2 separate regions of the Homo sapiens genome follow, and region 1 is linked to region 2. A link is an interaction called in ENCODE POLR2A ChIA-PET data of the cell type or tissue named here. Cell type or tissue: PC-9. All regions are shown on one strand. Links, peaks and the distances in the headings refer to the core of each region. The heading gives the core; the rest is flanking DNA.

Region 1 (4,384 bases), core at 174-4,173, 520 kb after region 2:
ATTGAGTCCCCAAAGAAGCTCACGCCCTAGTCCTAGAGTCTGTGAATGTGTCACGTGACATGGCAAAAGGCCTGCAAGAGTGAGTTATGGATACAGACCCTGGGGTGGGGAAATGATGCCAGGTAGTCTGGTGGGGCCTGATGTCATCACAAGCGTCCTTAAAAGTGGAAGAGGGAGCCAGATGAGTCCATCAGAGGAAAAAGTGGCTGCAGAAAAAAGGCAGGAGATGCAATGCTGCTGGTTTTGAAGACGGAAGAAGGGGACCCAAGTCAACGAAAATGTGGGCGGCCGCAGGAGCTGGAAAAGGCAAGGAAGCAGATTTTCTCCTGGAGCTTCCAGAAGGGAGCGCAGCCTTAACAACGCTTTAATTTTGCCCATGAAACCCATGTTGGACCTCTCATCCGCGAGAACTGTGAGATAAATCTGTGTGGTTCAAAGCCACGACATTTTGGTAACTTGTTAGAGCCACAGTGGGAAATTCATATGCCACGACAGCCTGGCTGTCCAGAGAGGACAGTGCCGAGCTGCCAGCGACATTTTTATTTTTTATAATAGCTTAACTGGGATATAATTCACATACCACGTACTTTACCATTTTTTTAGAAGTGATCTTGCTGTGTTGCCCAGGCTGGAGTGCAGTGGCGTGATCATGGCTCACTACAGCCTTGAACTCATAGGCTCATGCCATCCTTTTGCTTCAGCCTCCCGAGTAGCTGGGATTACAGGTGTGAGCCACTGCACCCTGCTAATTTACCATTTAAAGTATACAATGTACTATACAATTTTTTTTTTTTTTTGGAGGCAAAGTCTCACCCTGTCGCCCAGGCTGGAGTGCAGTGGTGCAATCTCGGCTCACTATGCAACCTCTGCCTCCCAGGTTCAAGCGATTCTCCCCGCCTCCCGAGTAGCTGGGATTACAGGCATGTGCCAGCTAAATTTTGTATTTTTAGTAGAGATGGGAGTTTGCCATGTTGGCCAGGCTAGTCTCGAACTCCTGAACTCAACTGATCCTCCCGCTTCTGCCTCCCAAAGTGCTGGGATTACAGGTGTGAGCCACCGTGCCCGGCCCAATTCACTATAGAATTTTAAGGGTTGTTTTGTAACTTCTGGAAATGGTCTTCATCTTTTAACCTCTGAAATATCCATCACTAACAAACCTCCAACTGCATATCCAGAGGCCAAGAGAAAATGTTTGTGCATATGACCAATGGTTATGAAATAAAAGACTGATATCAAATAGCTCATCCCTAATGAACTTCTGACTTCAAAGATCTGGCGTTTGGTGAACAGCAGTGAGTGTGTTATTAGCTCAACACCTGGCAGCTGGGATCCTCTTAGGAGGGCCGCTGTCTTGAAGTAGAAACACCTGGAAAAGGTGAGGTTTGAGGACGCGGAAGGGCACAGGCACCCAGTCATCAGAGAAGGCGAGCTGAGTTTTCCGCGAGATGAGGAGGAGACTGGCTGTGCTCCGGGGAGGGAGACAGAACAAAGAGAGGGGGAACAGGGAAGCCAGGGGAGGAGGCACTGGTGAGATGGGAGGGTAGGAGGATCATCCAAGGCCAGTAGAGACCAAGAAGGAGGTGGGACCCTGGCACAAGGCACATCTCAGGGACTTGGTGAATTTGCTGAGATGTGAGTCCCCTTTCCTGTCAGGGTGGGCCCTTTGGGGGACGGGGGATTAAGGAGAGCCTGAGCCTCACACTTTGACTCCTGCCCTCAGAGCCACACTGCCCCCAGGGGCCACACTGCACAGTGACGTGGGGGAAAGCCGCTGCATTCGGAGCTGCTGAGATCTTGGGCAGGGCTTAAAACTCCTCAGGGCGTGGAATGGGGCCCCAGGCTGAGCTTTTATCAAATCCAAGGGGCTGAGAGACACCCCCACCTCCCACCAGCACACACACCCCAAGCTCACATATGCTGGTATACAGGTGGGGAAAGGTCGATAATATTCTAATATTCTAGCTGTGTCACAGTTTTTTGCCTTGAGCCAATAATTAGTGGCCAGCTCAAAAAATATAATCTTTTCAATCACTAGGTAAGCAGTGTCCTCTCACCCCCTTCCGTGCTGCTTGGGTCCCCACCAACCGCGACAGACAGCTGCTTGGGTCCCCACCAACCGCGACTCTACCGTCCCCTCTGATCCCTGGGACTGTAAGCGCCGGCCTTGGCCACTGCTGGTCCTGCGGCCTCTGGCACCAGGCACCAAGGCGCCGCCTGGCGGTCAGAATGGGCGTGGACGGCAGAAGGGAAGTCCGTGCTCTCGCCGGCTGCTCCTTGAGCCAGCAGGGCCACTGGGGCCAGCTTCTGTGCGGTGCATTCGCACGACCACGCCCCAGGTGAGCTGTCCCTGGACACCCAGAAGCTGTTCTGAGCCCAACTTCCCAGAACCAAAACTAAGGTCCGCTGTTTCTCTCCACAGGGTTGGTCAGATTTTTTTCTTTTAAACCTTTTGCAACAAAAGGGATCTAATTACCTTCCCTTGGCCCAGGCCATTGTCACATTCCTTTGTCCAAGCTCAACGCCCACTTGCCCTTCTTATTATTTATTTTATTTTTGAGACCGTGTTCGCTTTTGTTGCCTAGGCCGGAATGCAATGGCGCGGTCTCAGCTCACTGCAACCTCTGCTCCCGGGTTCAACCGATTCTCCTACTTCAGTCTCCCAAGTGGCTGGGATTACAGGCGCCCACCACCACGCCCGGCTAATTTTTGCATTTTTAGCAGAGACGGGATTTCGCCATGTTGCCCAGGCTGGTCTCAAACTCCTGACCTCAGGTGATCCACCCGCCTTGGCCTCCCAAAGTGCTGGGATTACAGGTGTGAGCCACCGCGCCCAGCCTTTTTTTTTTTTTTTTTGAGACAGGTCTCACTCTGTTGCCCAGGCTGGCATGCAGTGGCGCAATCACGGCTCAATGCAGCCTCAACTTCCCAGGCTCAAGTAATCCACCTCAGCACCACATAGCTGGAACGACAGGCAGCGCCACCACACCCAGCTAATTTTATTTTTTGTAGAGATGGGGTTTTGCCATGTTGCCCAGGCTGGTGGCACCTTCTTGAAAGGGAAGGGGCTGAGTGTGGTGACTCATGCCTGTAATACCGGCACTTTGAGAGGCCTAGGTGGGAGGATCCCAACAGCCACTCAAGGCAGGAGCCCAGGAGTTCGAGACCAGCCTAGGCCACAGAGTGAGACTGGTCTCCACACAGACAAAAAAACACCACAAAGAAGAGGAGGAACAAAATATAAACTTAACCTCTAGCAGGATACCTTAACATACCTACAATCCCAGGTTTAATTTTCAGGCAAAGCTAGTGAGCATCTTTGTATACTTTAAATTGCAATGTGTGCTTATTGAATTATCTGCTTTTTATCTTGTTTGAATTATATAAAATATTGGCGGTACAGTCATATATTTTATACTTCGACTAGCACAAACATTATTTTATCATATGTCAAAAATAAATTTAGAAGCTCAGCTTCATGCAGACAGCAATTTTGCCTGTTTTGCTCATCTCTGCATCTCCAGGGTCAAGAAAACTGCATGTCCCGCAGTAGACCCTCAAAACATACTTGTTGAAGGAGGAAATTAACCAATTAATTAATCAACTTCACAAATTTTTAAAATACATTAAAATGTCTGTGGTACTATAACTCACAGCTTCCTTGTAATACTAAAGAAGTAATAATACAATGCAGTCATTTTCACATTCCTTTTTAGATATTTAAGCTATCAATTGTGCTTTACCTTGAATAGATTGTTTCATTAAGAAACAAAATTGGAGATTCCTAAGACATTCAATGTATCTTCCCCTGAGACAAGAGCATAATATGTTAGTATCGATAATTCTGAAACTTTTGAAGTAATGGAAATTCATTGAAAAACAAATTAATCATGATGGCCCAAAGAAAACGATAATGTAATAAACATTCAGCAAATTACAAGGTAACCCCTTACTATCTCCATGACATTGGGAAGGTAACATCACTGAATCCAAAACTCCTCATTTGTAAAATGGATAACATCTCACTTTCCTATTTCATGGAATTGCCACGAAGATTAAATGGGATCATGCATGATAGAATTTTGCAACCCTTTGTAAAACATCACTGAGCACTAAGCCTTGCTTAAAAACAATGTGTGGCTGTCTGATTCTACATACCAAAAATGGATATTTTAATTTTTTAAAAAGTCAGTCAGATAAACAATACTCAACCAGATATTTGCTATCATGTGTGTTTCTTTGAGCTCCATTGCTTGTGTTTACGGCCATCTGGATTTCTTCCTCAGTGAATGACTTGTTCTTTGACCATTTTCTCTATTTAAAGTAGCTTTTTATATATTTGGCACATTTACTCCTTGTCTGTCATGTATTTTGCTATTATTTTGCC
Region 2 (4,384 bases), core at 129-4,128:
GCTTATAACCAAAAAAGATCCAGGATAAAGTAAAAAGGAACTGACTAAAGGGAGGGAGTCTGAGTATTCGAGGAGATTCACCAGAACATGAAGGGGTGGGTTGCCCCTCCACACCTGTGGGTGTTTCTCGTTAGGTGGAACGAGAGACTTGGAAAAGAAAGAGACACAAAGTATAGAGAAAGACAAAAGGGGGCCCAGGGAACCGGCGTTCAGCATATGGAGGATCCCACCGGCCTCTGAGTTCCCTTAGTATTTATTGATCATTATTGGGTGTTTCTTGGAGAGGGGGATGTGGCAGGGTCATAGGATAATAGTGGAGAGAAGGTCAGCAGGTAAACACGTGAACAAAGGTCTCTGCATCATAAACAAGGTAAAGAATTAAGTGCTGTGCTTTTGTTGTGCATATACATAAACATCTCAATGCCTTAAGGAGCAGTATTGCTGCCAGCATGTCCCACCTACAGCCCTAAGGCGGTTTTCCCCTATCTCAGTAGATGGATATACAATCGGCTTTACACTGAGACATTCCATCGCCCAGGGACGAGCAGGAGACAGAAGCCTTCCTCTTACCTCAACTGCAAAGAGGCGTTCCTTCCTCTTTTACTAATCCTCCTCAGCACAGACCCTTTACAGGTGTCGGGCTGGGGGACGGTCAGGTCTTTCCCTTCCCATGAGGCCATATTTCAGACTATCACATGGGGAGAAACCTTGGACAATACCTGGCTTTCCTAGGCAGTGGTCCCTGCAGTCTTCCGCATGTGTCTCTGGGTACTTGAGATTAGGGAGTGGCTTGAGATTAGGGAGTGGTGATGACTCTTAACAAGCATGCTGCCTTCAAGCATTTGTTTAACAAAGCACATCCTGCACAGCCCTTAATCCATTTAACCCTGAGGTGACACAGCACGTGTTTCAGGGAGCACAGGGTTGGGGGTAGGGTTACAGATTAACAGCATCTCAAGGCAGAAGAATTTTTCTTAGTACAGAACAAAATGGAGTCTCCTATGGCTACTTCTTTCTACGCAGACACAGTAACAATCTGATCTCTCTTTCTTTTCCCCACAAGAACAGAAAAGCAACTCCTGGAAAGGCAGTCTGCAGAGGGCTCAGTCAATGCAGTGTTAGATTCCAGGAGACACTGATTCATCCAAGATGAGTTCACTTCAGTCCCACTTCTGACACCACTATGTGACATTGCATAACAGATACAGGAAGACCCTAAAATAAAATGAACTTTCTTTGGAAATAGGTACTGCAATGGGAATAAGCAGGCCAGAGGAAACTATGTGTGAATTTAGAAAGGTGAAGGAAGACAAAGGTTTTTAAAGAAAAAAGGAGGAGGATCACAGGATTGTTTTGAGATATTCATCCTTGGCTACAAGGATCAAGGATATGAGTGGCACCAGTTTGAGGATGGACAGGCAGGTGCTGGGCAGATGTCCTTGCAGAAGTATTTTTTGGTGAAAGGTTGTGAAGGCCATTATGCAAGCTGGTTGTTTGCAGTCTTCTGTGATAGTTCTTGATATCAGGTTTTGTGCATGATAAATCCCCTTCATGTTCCTGGCTTTACTTCTCAGGATTTTTAACAAAAGGAACTCTGTTTTGATTCTGACGAGGTGCATAGGCTGGATGACTGGGATCTGTCGTTAGTCAGGGGGTAGGCAGCGAGTCAGATTCTGAAGCCCTCACGGTCTGTGCCTGGTCTGTGCCCGGCACCCCCTCGGGCCTTCTCTCTCCAAGGCAGCTCTGGCTACTCTACCCACCCGCTCACCCTCACATCAGGTATCCAGCTGCGTCACTCAGGGCTTCACTGGGTGTCGCTGGGCACTGCTGTGGTCTGCCATGCTCTTGCATATGAGTCATGGGGTCACCTGGGCAATCAGGGTGTATTAGTCCGTTCTCACCCTCCTATGAAGAAATACCTGAGACTGGGTAAATTATAAAGAAAAGAGGTTTAATTGACTCACATTTCCTCATAGCTGGGGAGCCCTCAGGAAACTGACAATCATGGTGGAAAGCACCTTCTCGCATGGCGACAGGAGAGAGAATGCGCGCAAACGGGAAATGTCAGACGCTTATAAAACCATCAGATCTGGCGAGACTCACTCATTCGCACAAGAACAGCACGTGCGGAACCAGCCCCATGATTCAATTACCTCCACCTGGTCTCGCCCTTGACACGTGGGGATTATGGGGATTACAATTCGAGGTGAGATTTGGGTGGGAATACAGAGCCAAACCATATCACAGGGGTAGGGGAAGACCCCACAGTGAGGGAACTGGAGCCTGGACCACGGACATCACCCACTCACCCACAGCCTCAGCTTCCCTTTTGGGGAAACTGCAGAGGAGCCAAGGAGCTGGGCCTCAGACCCTTCTTTATTGACAGTCTGTGCAGGGTGACCAGGACTGTGTGGTCAGAGGCTAAACCCACGTCACCTCCTATAGGCAGTGATTGCTGTTCTCTGGGACAACCGCCTATTGGGACCATGGGGGCCACACTCACAGCCCCAGGCCTGCTTCTGGCAGGGCTCTGCGTTGCTCTCCGTGGATCAGAGGCTGGGGGAAGGGGGCGAGACAACCAGAAGCCCAGACACCCCGGGGAGAGCTGATCCCGGACAGGGGTTCCGAGGAGGTAAAGGAAGCTCCCTGGTGAAGGTGAGCTCTGCGCAGGCGCTGTGCGGGCAGCCCAGGCACTCCGTCAGCGCCCTCTCAATCCTTAGGAGGAGTCCTCCCTGGGTGGTGCTCCAGGGCTGTGGGCTGGACCATGACGGCCCCCAGCTGCGTAGCTCCAGCTCCTTTCCAACCGGTTGGTGGGCGGTTCCGAGTGGGGACACGGGATCGGAGGGGACTCCTGCCGGGTGTACCCGCTACCCTCACTAGTCCCGGGATGCGACTGGATCCGGAGTCCCCTACCGCAGCCCGCGCACGACCCTCGGAAGCCTGTCTCCGCGGCCCCCGACCCAGGTCCCCGCTGCCGCCGCGCTGCCAGGTAGCCAGAGGGTCGCAGGAGGAAGGAAGGGAGCGCGGGACGGGCGGAGGAGGGTGGAGCCACCGGCGCGTCCTCTCCCTCGGGCAGGCAGGCAGGCGGGCGGCGGGCTGGGGCGGCGGCAGAGAAGGCAGCGGGAGCGGGGAGACACCGGCCGCTAGCGCCGCTTCGCTCCTGCTCAGGCAGCGGCTTCGGCCCGACCCGCTCCGCCTCTGCCAGGCTCCGGCGCGCACCTGCCGGGTAGGTGGCGCCTGAGTCCCTGCAGCCGCGGCCACTTCCGTCACCTTCGTAGCCGCTGCGCGGAGCCTCCCGGCTTTGTTTGCGTCCATCCGCCGGCTGCGACTCCCAGGCTCGGCTCTGAGGCTCCATGGACTGCGCGCCGCGCCTGCATGGCTCTGGGCTCGCCCGGCCAGCTCGCGCCCCAGCGTGGGTGAAACTTCGCGCAAGTGTGGGTTCTAGGGAGAACCTGTTGAAGCCAGGAGTGGAGCGGAAAGGGGATAGAGACGGACAGGTCTCGGGTTCCCCATCACTGCCGTGCAGGGGGTGGGTTGTGTATCCGCGACCCTGGAGCAATAGTGCGTTCCCCTTGGGAAGGGGCGGGTGGGCCGTCGGGCCACCGAGCAGAAGGAGCCAGCGAGCGGGTTTGAAGTGGTAGATCCCGCAGACTTCCACGAGGACAAAGTTTGGTTCTTTGGCCGTTTTGCGAAGCGTCTGTCTGTGTCCAGCTCGGAGAGCTGAAAGTGCCGCATAGACGCGCCCCTGACCGCACCTCCTCACTCCAGCCTCTGCTCCTTCCCCCACCCCACTTGGCCTTGGCTAGGACAGGTCGTGGACAAGAAAGGCGAAGGGAAGAGAGATGCAATGAAGGCCCCCTACGTGCCAGGCCCCGTGCCCAGCGCCTCCCCCTTCCCATAAGAGGCCTCCCAATCCAGCATCCGACACGTGTGTGCAGGGAGGAGGACAGGGGAGAAGACTCCACTGTGCACGCGGGGATGGTGGCCCCGCCAGACTCTCCTCGTCCCTGGTTTCCGCAGTGAATGAGGCCGGCAGCTGGGGCCTCTGCACCCAGGCCTGCGTCTCTCCTCGCGGTGCCTGGGAGCCCCGTCGGGCTGCTGCGCCTCCTGAGCCTGACTCTGCTCTTCCCGCAGCTTTGGCCCCCCGGGGCCATGCAGAGGCCCACTAGGAGGCCAGCGGCCGCGCGCATCCCATAGCCCAGGTGGCCCAGGGCTGCATCGCGGCGGCCTCGGTGCCATGGAGCCCGGTATTCGCTGACGGCGCACTACGACGCGTTCCAGGAGGTCAAGTACCTAAGCTGCTGTGGCGCGGGGATCGTGCAAGGGCCTTTCTGCCGCCCAGGCTTCTCTCAAGGAGCAGCGCCACCAGGACCTGGGCTGCCGC

The links. Peaks named below come from ENCODE experiments on the same cell type or tissue, not always from the same donor. Only the 100,000 strongest peaks of a DNase experiment are listed, where the experiment ranks them.
Region 1: POLR2A ChIA-PET joins it to region 2 with 5 read pairs; 7 of 35 experiments call an interaction of 5 or more read pairs at or near these places.

Annotation. Positions count from the first base shown.
Region 1 is chr2:231,898,483-231,902,866 of GRCh38, reverse strand. No RefSeq gene overlaps it. Among named protein-coding and RNA genes, the nearest start is that of MIR1471, 8.4 kb to the right of the region's middle. In PC-9, for the core only: CTCF peaks have their summits at 2,023 and 2,224 (motif pointing left); a DNase peak (open chromatin) is centred at 2,236.
Region 2 is chr2:232,419,670-232,424,053 of GRCh38, reverse strand. It overlaps the pseudogene ECEL1P1. Among named protein-coding and RNA genes, the nearest start is that of ALPG, 15 kb to the right of the region's middle. RefSeq lists enhancers at 1-395, 396-1,163, 3,426-4,209. In PC-9, for the core only: no CTCF peak of the experiment used is centred there; DNase peaks (open chromatin) are centred at 1,953, 2,673 and 3,293; H3K4me3 peaks cover 2,137 bases; H3K27ac peaks cover 2,146 bases.